Linked DNA regions of Homo sapiens: region 1 is linked to region 2. A link is a contact called in ENCODE Hi-C or POLR2A ChIA-PET data. All regions are on one chromosome and are shown on one strand. Each heading gives the region's core, a stretch centred on a gene start or an enhancer-like site at or near the end of the contact. The rest is flanking DNA. Distances are from core to core; before and after follow the strand shown. Region 1 overlaps ACKR2 (atypical chemokine receptor 2). Region 2 holds the start of HIGD1A (HIG1 hypoxia inducible domain family member 1A).

Region 1 (5,544 bases), core at 2,180-4,679, 43 kb after region 2:
GGGGCAAGACAGGCTTTGTTAGCCAGAGCAAGGCCACAGACAGAGCAGTGTGGGTACTCACAGCTGGAAGTCAGCCAGTGTGTGCCCAGCAGGTGGGAGCTCTGGTAGACGAGGGCCACCAATGGTGCCTGCTACAGGAGCTCTGCCAGGGGATTCCAAAGGTGCCTTCAGTGAGCACCTCTGGCCACACACTCATGTAGATGAGAAAATATGATTGTAGTTTTCTAGAAGAAGCTATTTTCTATTTTGAGACCCCCATTCTACAGGATATGGAAACTTAATTGCAGTCACTGTGAGGGTCACCACTCGCCCAGAATTACATCAGTTCCAGGAAACTGGTTACTGCCCAGGTGCAGGGGAGCATGGTGCCACCTGGTTCTTGGTGGCACCTGTCCACACGGGCCTCCACTTAGACATCAGCATCCTGCCTCCCTGTTGGACATCAGCCTATGTGTCCACACTCAGGGTAGTCCACTAGCACCTTCAGGCCTGGCAGCCCATTGAAGACTTCATTTGATTGCTTCAGGCTAGGGCATGGGATGGGGCTACCTGTGGCCCTGTTCACCTTGGACTCCCCATGTGCCATGTCCCTGTGCCCCCTAAGTCCCGCAAACACCAGGACCGTGGCCATAAGACAGGGCACGGTGTCCCTCTAATGTTTAGACTGACCTGCTTCCCTGCTGCCTCTTACCTTCTCAGCCTGGGGAATGCTTTTTTAGTTTGGTATAGAATAGAAAGAGAACCTTAATTTTCTCAAACTCCTGTACTCAAAGACCAAGAAAAAATTCAAAGACCCTTCCTGAGTCTCACTGTTTGAGCAGAAGAAAAGTGAATGGTGGGAAAACACCAATTAACACTTGATTGATTGATTGATTGAGACAGAGTCTCATTCTGTCACCTAGGTTGGTGCAGTGGCATGATCTCGGCTCACTGTAACCTCCACCTCCTGGGCTCAGGCAATTCTTGTGCCTCAGCCTCCTGAACAGCTGGAACTACAGGTGCATGGGACCATATCTGGCTAATTTTTTTGTATTTTTGGTGGAGACGGGGTTTCACTGTGTTAGCCAAGCTGGTCTTGAACTCCTGACCTCAGGTGATCCACCCACCTCAGCCTCCGACTGACATTTTAAAAAACGTAATAGTGCCTTAACCCCTAGGGAAACCCTGGCCCCACCCTTAACCATAAAAAGAAATTGGTCAGGCATGGTGGCGCATGCCTGTCATCCCAGCTACTTGGGAGGCTGAGGCACGAGAATCACTTGAACCTGGAAGGCGGAGGCTGCAGTGAACTGAGATCGTGCCACTGCACTCCAGCCTGGGCGACAGAGCAAGACTCCGTCTCAAAAAAAAAAAAAAAAAGAAAAAAGAAAAAAAGAAAACAAAAGAAAAGAGAAAAACAACATCATAAAACTACAAAATGTATCTGGGGAGAGGGGAAAATATCTGATTCAGAAGGGAAAATCCTGTAAACTAACTGGGTGGAGGCTGAGGGTGGGGGTGGAGGTAGTCTGGTCCAAATCCCAGTGCTGCAATTTGGAAAAGTTACCTAACTCTCTGTGCCTGATTTTCCTCATTATAACATCGGGTTCGTGGGAGGATTAGACAAATTAATACATGTAATGCACTTGAAACAGTGTCCTGTCCAGCCCAAGTGCCATGTAAGCATCAGCATTATTGTTCGGCCCCTAGTGCCCTGTCTGGAATGAAACCCAGGACAGGCCCTCAGGAAGGGCTTCCTGGATGGACAGATGGGGTGATAAAGTGAAGGGGTGGTCAGGCAAGGTCCCCAGTTCTCAACTGTTGATTAGCTGTCAGCTTTCTCAGTTTCCAGAGACCTTGAAAATATTTAAAAGAAAATAGTTCCCAAGAAATGAAACTGGCTCCAGAAAGCTGACAGCTCATCCTGTCCATGACACTTACCCACTTCCAGGGTCACCTGCAAACACCAACTTCCTAGCCTTACAGTATGTGATCTTCTTTGCCTGGAACCCGAGGGTGCATCCAGCTGCTGCTATTTTTGTCCCTGGCTTTGGGCTGAACTAATAATGTTATGAGAAATTTTAAGAATTTGTGTTGGGCTGCATTCAAAGCTGTCCTGGGCTGCATGCGGCCTGTTGGTTGGATAAGCTTGCTCTATAGTCACTTTACAGACAGGGAAACTGAGTCCCAGAAAGCCTCAGGTGGTGGAGTCTTTGTATAAGAAGCGGTAAGACCACTGTTAGGTAAGAGCAAGTAATTCTAGGAAGGCTTTCTACATCAAAGCCTGCATTCTCCCAACAAACATTTACTGAGTGTCTACTGTGTGTCCAGTGCTGGCTGGGCTATGCAGTGGGGGATGTTCAGATGAGCAAGCAATAATTCTGTCCTGGAATCACTAACCAGATCTGAGGTGGAGGGGCTGGGGAGCAAAAAGGAGCAAATAATTACACAGAATATTCACAAAGACAATGAGCAAAAGAGCACCGGAGTAGGAGTCAGAAAGTCCATGTGGCTGCTATCAACTGTGTTTCTGGGCAAGTGACGGGGTTTCTGAATCCTGGCAACCCTGTCTGCAAAATGGATGTGATAACTTCAGCCTGGCCTAACCCACAAAGCAGATGTCTGGAGAACCACTCTGTAATTCTAACATGTAGTAAATATGTAAGTGAAGATATTTTGATAAATGAATACATATATTGATTTCAAACAAATGCATTTGTAGCAAGGCAAGGGACTGGCAGTTGGGGAAAGGATTATACATAACCCCTTAGCTGAAGGGTGCCTTGGGCAGATGTACAAAAGAGGAGATAACACAGTCTGAGTGGCCAGCGGGGGCCAGGCTGGGGACAGCACAGAAAGAGGAAGTGGAAGAGGTGAGAGGAGCATCATTTCCTTCCTTTTGTGCCGTCAATGGAGCATGTTAGGAAGATCTGAGGTTCTGGCATAACAGCAAATAAAAGTGAGTAAATGTGGGCTCTAACCAGGCTTCTAAATTGGAGGGCAAGTTTGTAGCCTAGGAATTCAAAGTTTTAAGGCCCTAGAGAAGGACTGGACTGACTCTCTCATGAGTTAAGCCAGAATGGGGTGAATTTTGCCCAAGGAAGACAGAGAAATAAAAGAAAAAGAAACAGTGAGACAGAGGATGAGGCAGGGCCAACCCAGGGCTCTCCCATCAAAAACCAGGCTGTCAAGAGCTGCCAGACTCAAGAAGGGGCAATCAGAGCATGAGCTTGGTGGTGCTGGAGGGAGGATGCCTGATGGAGAGCAGGGGTGGGGGTGGGGGATCTGGGGCTACCTGGCCAGGCTCAGCCCTTCCTGGAACTCTTTGCCTGTGGAATTAGGACTGACTCCTCCGACTGCAACCTGCCCATTCCAGGAAAAAGCCCAGCCCTTGTTGGGAAGATGCCTCAGTGAGTTTCAGGGAAACGGGAAACCTAGTTGCTCACACAAAGGCTCAGAGGTCTCCCAACCACCTGCCCTGCATACCAGGGAGTGTCTGACGTGCTATGGCTGGGGGGTGACACTGAGGGAGTGACTTAGCCGTGGGCCACATCTCATTAGGAAAAGCAGCTTAACAGGAAACAGATGGGTTGAAATATTTTAAAAGAGGATGAGACAATTTGAACAGCAAGATAAATAATGAGAGTAACAGGATAAAATAAATACCCATGAGTTCATACTAATATAAATACTTAAGAAGAAAGGCTAACTCTTTTAAAAAAAAAAAATTTTTTTTTTTTTTTTTTTTTTTGAGATGGGGTCTCCCTCTGTTGCCCATGCTGGAGTGCACGGCACAATCTTGTCTCACTGCAGCCTCCACTTCCCGGGCTCAAACAATCCTCTCAACTCAGCCTCCCAAGTAGCTAAGACTACAGATGCATGCCACCACACCTGGCTAATTTTTGTGTTTTTTGCAGAGATGAGGTTTCGCCATGTTGCCCAGGCTAGTCTCGAACTCTGAGACTCAAGCCATCTACCTGCCTTGGCCTCCCAAACTGCTGGGATTACAGGCAAGAGACACTGTGCCAGGCCCAGCTCTTTCTTATAATAGAATTCTAATTAATACATGTAGAAAGAATTCTAATTAATATATGATGGAAATAGAATATCACCATTTGGAAAAAACCACAGTAATAATTACTGTTGGAAAGTATAAATGGATGCAAAAATTAGTGGACAAAAGCATGATGAGAAATAGGATATTTGTGTAGTCTCAAAGTAGCAAGATACTTACTAATTACAAAAGGTAAATAGTAATTTCACAGTGGAAGAACTTGTTAGATACCACATTTTTCAAGTGATCAAAGTTAACATTGCCAGGAAAGAGACATCTTTAAATTATGTACCTCTGATACGTATACTGAGGACATAAGATCACTTCTGTGTTGTTCCTGCCCAAAATACACAACCTCAGTCTAATCCTGAAGAAACACCACACTGAAATTTAGGGACATTCTACAAATGAACTGGCCAGTACTCTTCAAAACTGTCAAGGTCATGAAAGACAAAGCAAGACTGAGGAACTGCCCCAGAATGAAGAGACAAAGGAGACATAAGAACCAAGCGCATTCTGGTTTAGATCCTGGGCCAGAGAAAGGACATTAGTGGGACAACTGTTGAAATTTGAATAAGGTGTGTAGATTACTCAATAGTATCATGTCAATGTTAATTTCCTTGTTTAGATTCTTAGTCAGTACTGTGATTATGTAGATGTGTTAAAAGTAAAACCTTAGAGGCCGGCTGCTGTGGCTCGTGGCTAGAATCCCAGCACGTTGGGAGGCTGAGGCAGGTGGATCACTTGAGCTCTGGAGTGGGAGACCAGCTTGACCAACATGGTGAAACCTTGCCTCTATTAAAAATACAAAGATTAGCCGGGCATGGTGGTGGGCACCTGTAATCCCAGCCACCGGGCCGAGGTAGGAGAGTTTATTGAACCTGGGAGGCACAGGTTGCAGTGAGCCGAGGCCGAGCTCACACCATTGCACTCCAGCCTGGGCAACAGAGTGAGACTCTGTCAAAAAAAAAAAGCAAAACCTTAGGCAAAGTAAATGGAGTTTAATTGAGCAAAGAACAATTTGAGAATCAAACTAGATTAGGTTCAGAGAAACTTGGGTGCTGCTGCATGTGGAAGAAGACTTATGGACAGAAAAGGAAAGTGATGGACAGAAAATGGAAGTGAGGGACAAACAGCTGGATTGGTTACAGCTTGGCGTTTGCCTTATTTGAACACCATTTGAATGGTTGGCCACATGCGATTGGCTGAAACTCTGTAATTGGCACAAGAATAGGTTATAGCCTGTTTATACATTCAGTTTGGTTACAGTTCATTATGTGTGGAGAAATCTTTACGCCAAATTTAAAATATGTAAGTTTTATATATTAAATGTATAAAATACATGTCTTATATATTAAAAGTATATAAAAATATATGTTTAGCCTTAGGCTAAATGCAATTTAACTGATGTTAATATTAGGGGAAGCTGGCAGACAGGTATCCAGGAATCTCGTGCTTTATTTTGCAAGTCTAAAAATTATTTTAAAATAAGGATGTACAAAAGGGGGGAG
Region 2 (5,610 bases), core at 3,011-5,510:
GAGGCAGGAGGATCGCTTGAACCCGGGAGGCAGAGGTTGCAGTGCGCTGAAATTGTGCAACTGCACTCCAGCCTGGGCCACAGAGAGACTCTGTCTCAAATTTTAAAAAATAAAAGAAAAAGAAAAAGAAAAAGAAAAAAAAAACATGACCTTCTCAAAGGGGAAGTTTATCACAAATCCTTTCATTTCCCTTCCCAACCCCACATTCTGACCACATTAAATATTTTTAAGATGCTCTCTATACCTCTAAGCCTTTGCACAAGCTGATTCCTCTACTTGTGAGAGTTTCCCTCCCTTTCCATCCCCTTCAGATACTCTTTCCTAGCTAACTCCTCCCATTTTTTTTTTCAGGTTTGGTTTTTCTTTTTTTACACTGAGTCAGAACATTATTTTAATAGTTACAAAACTTTTTTTTTAACAGAATCAGTATAAAATAGCAGTTGATTTCTCCATAATTATCAGAATTATTTATATTTGAGGTCTTGCCTAAGTGGGGCTGAAATCAACAAAAGGTCTTGGACTACTGGCTCAGAAATCATCCTAGGAAGCCCGCCCTGTTGACATTTGTCATGCTTAGCTCTTATGAGATGACCCGGTCCTTTAAAAAAAAAAAAAGTATCTCCGTTTATTCTGTTTATTTGGAGGTTTGAAGTGAATTCGGCAGCATTCATTAAACTCCTTCCAGCTCCTGTCATTTATCATTCTGACTACATCCATTTCAACTTTGCCTGCTCTGTTCTGAGTTGCTTTAACAATATTAAATCGTCCAAATTCTTTTCTCTCTCTTCTCAGAGGTTTTTTACTACTGCTGAGGTCTGGGCTATATAGTTTTTTATGACTCTGTCCCTACTGGCATGAGCTGCCATCAAAGACTCAAAGTTGTTTACAGGTTTGGCTGGCATCAATCTTCCCTGCAAAGGAAGCTGTTGGAACTGTAGTGTTTAATTAATGTACTAGTCTGTATCAACTGTCCACATCACCTTGAGTAATTCCTGGAACTCGGCGAACTCCTCACAGTTCACACTGCCACTGGGTGCCACCATACTGGACTCAGGTTCACATCTTAATTGACCTCCTCTCAGAAATTTTTGTCTCTTTAAGTTCGTAAGTGCTTTGGTTATGCAGTCCCATAGGACCTTGTACTTTCCTTATAACCCTTATAAGCACCAGTTTGTCTGTTTCTTTTGCTAGAATCCTTCAAGTCAGGGACCAATACCTGCTCTGCTTGTATCCAACTCCACTGCCTGGTGCAATACCCTATATATAATATGTACACTACAAATGTTTCTTGAATACATTTAAAAGTTACATTTCTCAACAACTGAAAGCATTCTTAGGTTATTCAGTAATATTGAGTACAAAAAAATAACAATCATACAGATTTGTAGAGTTTAATCAGTAAGAAAAATGCCTAACTGTATGTACCTAAGTGCTTATTTCTTTTATGTTTCTTATATTGTACCTATGAAAAGAGAAATAACCTGAGGTCTTAGTTCCTTGCAACACAGGGGACAAAACTATTATATACCATAATCCACTTTTAAAAACTAAAAACTTCTGCAGATATAAAAGCATGTTTTCCCCTTTTTTGCCTGAATCATTTCTAAACTAAAAAATCATTTGGGAATTGTCTTTAAAAGCAAGAAAGTTGGTAGCCGGGCATGGTGGTGCACACCTGTAGTCCCAGCTCCTCAGGAGGCTGAGGCAGGAGGGCTGCTTGAGCCTGGAAAGTGGAGGTTGCGGTGAGCCATGATCCAGCCACTGCACTCCAGCCGGGGCAACAGGCAAGACCCTTGCTGAGGGACCCAACAAACAAACAAAAACAGGACATAAATCGTTTTTTAAAAATAGCAAGAAAGTTGGTAGTTTTTCTTATAATTATCTCACATCTGGCTGACTCTAATTCTCCAACAGGTCAATGGAGCAAAAGGTTTTTTTTTTTTTCTCCTTTCAGGAGGGAGGGGGTTAGTTGTCTCTTTCCTGTATATAAATCAAGAACAGAAGAAAACCTATTTCTCCGTTCTTCATCTATGATACAGACTCTGAAGCTTGTATGGATAGGGCATTTGACCTGGGTTTCAGAAAGTAGCCCCTGCGGTAAGCATCAGGGTGTGGGGAACAAAATGGTCATTATTTGCTTGAAACGACAGATGATAATCTGTCTGTGATTCCAGAATACCTTATGTGTACATTTCAGAATAAAATTAGTAAGGATTAATATTTAAAAATCCAACACATATCAGTTATTTGTTATTCTGTAGTCAAAATATTATAATTCCCATATAGTACATATCTAAAATACTCTCTGAATACAAAATTTTGATAACTGTCTAATTACCACGTAGAAGTTTCCAAAGTATTCATGGTTTATAGCCACCTGAATTGAAAACTGGTTAAGTATCAGGAACAATAAGTTCTAATCATATAATTTGAGAGTAACAAATCAGATGAATAATCCAAGCCAATAGCCTTATTTTACAGGTGGGGAAAGGGTTGTGAGAGGGTTATACGAATTGCTCAGTACAAGGAATACATGTCTGGTGGGGTAGGATTAGAATCCAGCTCTTCTGATAGAGAGTCCTGGGTTCTTTTGATTGACGATATATTGCCAAAGCATCAATCTTACGCTGCTGATGTAAATTAGATTAAATTGGCAGATAAGAATTCTGATTAGAAAATTTAAGAATCCATTACTCAACAGAAGCCCACGTTGTTCTCTTTGAATGATATATATAAAAAAATCATGCCTAAGGTAAACGGAATCTTCTTCAGTGACTTAACTCATCTAACAATTTCAATTGTGATTTGAAAAGACTTTTTTCACTACACCACTGCCAGACTTTCCTTCATTATCGTTTTCTCATCCACCCACAGTAGTTGTCCCAGATTTCTGTCAGAAAGTTGAATAGACGCTAAAAAAGGCACCAGTAACCAGATATTTAAAGTCAGTTTGGAGAGCACAAATTAATTCTGTACGCTTAGTAAGACACGACTGAAGACCTTTCCACAGGGAACCTAAAGAGGCATTAAGGGAAGATGAGCCGTCCAGCATCAGGAGACGTAACAGGTTGAATGAAGGATCTTTCTTCACAGTCATTTTGTCACGGGAATTACTATCTAAAGCAACGCTGGCTTCAAACTGATTTTGCATCAGTCGCCCATCAGCTTGTTTAAAATGGCTGCCAAGGCCCCAGCATGGAGATCCGGATTCAGGTGGTCTGGGGCAGAGCTCAAGGAATCTTTAAGAAGCCCCTTCAAGTGACTCTGGTGCACAAAGAGAACTCCTAGTATACAGGACTCCAAATATGTGTGTCATGCTGGAGCTTCATGACCAGGTTGTCACCGCTTCAACCTGTTAGAACTTTCCATCCAAACCTGTCTTACTCCAAAGTGCCTTTGTACTTCCGGAAGCAGGGATCCCTGTCGTGGGGATTACTCCGAAGAGGGAAATAGCTGCTTCCCACTCCGGGAATTTAAGACAAAGGCGAATATCACTGCTGCATCATGTCGGCTGCTCCTAATTCTGCCCTTACGCTGTGCTTTGTAATCTCTAACCCGCCGACTCGGCAGGAGAAAAATTTAATTCGGTCACAGAAGCACTACACAGGACCCTAGGCCTTATCACTTTCCCAGGGTGGAGGAAACACCAGGTCGGGGAGAAAAGCAAGACCAGGACTGGAAGGTCCTCTGCTAGTACGCCCTCCCCTCAACCTCCCGACCTTCCTCGCCGCCTCTCTTCCTGTGACCTTGTCGTGACTCCGTGACCGGAGCGCTCGCTCTCCTATCCCGCCTCGCCTGCCGCTTAGCCCGCTCTTCAGAATGTTCCAAGCTCCGGGGAAGCTCCCGCTCCTCGCTCCCCGCCGTCGGGCCCAGTCAACACCCTCCTGGCCCCCGTCTCTCATTACCACCCCATCAGCGAGTCTTCCCCGCTCGGCAACTCACTCCACAAGCTTCTGCTCCATCTCCTCGCTGGCTCCGTCTCCCCTCACCCGAAGGACCCTAGGCCTCGGCTCCCGACTCCTCTCATCCGCCCATGCTCGAGGCCGGGCCTGAGCCCCGGCAACTCCACCTCTCCTCCCTCATTCGAGACACGGACTCCCAGCCCCCACCCCCAAAGTCCTTTCGGCCTGGCCAAGCGCTGCCCCACTTCTTCCCGCCCCGCGGCCCGAGTCCCTGGCTCGCAGTCCCCCGGCTTGTTTCGCTTACCTAGAGCGAGAAAACCTCTCACACCCCAACCGGCTTCCGATCCCTGCAGGCGCACCCAGTCCTCCCGGCTTCTCCCCACCCACAGCCGTCCCAGCCAATCAGAGGCCAGCGGCCGCAAAAGGACGCGTGCGTGTGCGCGGCGGGTGGGGCAGTGCAGAGCGGGTCCTGGATTGGCTGGGCCGGTGAGTGCTGGCCCACTACCCCGGCTCTAGCGTACTGGCGGAGACAGACGTGAGAGCTCGGCGCCTGGGGTTCGCGCCCGGGCACTTGAGGGGCTTTGGCTCCTGGCCCAAGGACTCCTCAGATTTCTCCTGCCCTTTTCCCCTCGGGCAGCGGAGGCGAGCACCGCGAACGCCGTGTCCCGAGCGCCGCCGCCTGCGGACGCCTCACGGGCCGGGAAGGGATGCGGGTGAGGGGTTTCGGCTGCGGGTGAGGTTGTGTTCCCCGACCCACCCGGGTCCGACTGCTTGTTCTCGCCGTTCAGTAACGAGATGCAGACAGACTGGGAAAGAACGGAGTTTATTTCTGCAACAGGTTACAGGGAGAAGGTCGGAGTAACTCACCAGACCAACTCAAAATTATTAATACAAGTTTTTCTAGTGCTTAAATACATTCAGTGCATTTACAAGTCGAAAGCCAAAGTGTTTCACTCAAGCCAATCTTTAACGGTAATAGGGTCAGGTGTCTAGACAATTGCTTCAGAGCCTTGGAAATAATCTAAAGTGGGTCCTGGTACAAGGTGTGCAAGAACAACTCCATTATTTTAATTAAACTCTAGGGGTTGAAAAAGCTCAGGCGGGATCCTAATGGACTTGTCTTTACATTCTAGCCTTTCTCCTAAGGCACCAGTTTCTCCAATGTTTAACTTATACATGCATCAGAATGACAGTGAGGCGTTGGTGAGAGCTGCTCTGGTTGCTAATGGAGATCTGGCCTGCCACAGTGGGAGCAGAGCTTGCCCAGTGCGCCGGGACGACTGCGGGCTCCATCCATTCCGCTCCCAGGGCGGTTGTCGGCCAGGACCGTGAGCTGTCAGGTCCCCCGCGGGATCCTTCCTGGAGCTTACACTATAGTAGGAGGCAGCCAGTACTTGCAAGCACGGGGTCGCGGGAACTACGACCTCACCCAGGCCAGGCGACCTTTCTCTCAAGAAGGAGATGTCAGAGGCCCCTCGTGACAGCGAGCTTCCGGGGACAGGGCTCCTAATGTGTTTGTCAAGTAAATAATGAGTAATAATCCGGCCAATTGGTGGGTCAACGAAAAAAGTCAAACTCTAAGATATTTGAAGAGATTTATTCTGAACCAAATGTGAGTGACCGTGGCCCCTGACACAGCCCTCAGGAGGTCCTGAGAACATGTGCCCAAGGTGGTCCAGGCACACTTGGTTTTATACATTTTAGAGAG

What was found. Hi-C counts contacts between places; a loop is a spot of excess contacts on that map. ChIA-PET counts read pairs that join two places held with the same protein, here RNA polymerase II (POLR2A). Pooled maps may share reads with other maps.
Region 1: a loop to region 2 is called in a map of B cell, with 2.9 times the contacts of the local background. The contact joins the enhancer-like site here to the promoter of HIGD1A in region 2. A Hi-C loop is called at or near these places in 8 of 168 maps with a recorded cell type or tissue (B cell, CD4-positive, alpha-beta memory T cell, CD8-positive, alpha-beta T cell and 4 more), 7 of 37 single-sample maps with no recorded cell type and 16 of 50 pooled maps. POLR2A ChIA-PET finds 5 or more read pairs at or near these places in 14 of 52 experiments (A549, CD8-positive, alpha-beta memory T cell, Caco-2 and 9 more).

What each region holds. Positions count from the first base shown.
Region 1 is chr3:42,844,507-42,850,050 of GRCh38, forward strand. The region is part of intron 2 of ACKR2 (atypical chemokine receptor 2); the gene reads left to right. All of the region lies in intron 1 of LOC124909373 (a long non-coding RNA gene), which reads right to left. Among named protein-coding and RNA genes, the nearest start is that of CYP8B1, 29 kb to the right of the region's middle. Within about 2 kb of position 3,430, at least 12 of the 41 ENCODE cell types and tissues checked have a DNase peak (open chromatin) inside an H3K27ac peak, as active enhancers do; they include B cell, where a contact is called at or near this core.
Region 2 is chr3:42,800,230-42,805,839 of GRCh38, forward strand. HIGD1A (HIG1 hypoxia inducible domain family member 1A) reads right to left here and starts at 4,261. Exons shown (of 4, transcript NM_014056.4): 1 at 4,207-4,261. It also overlaps the pseudogene MIX23P4. RefSeq lists a silencer at 4,217-4,436 and an enhancer at 5,298-5,610.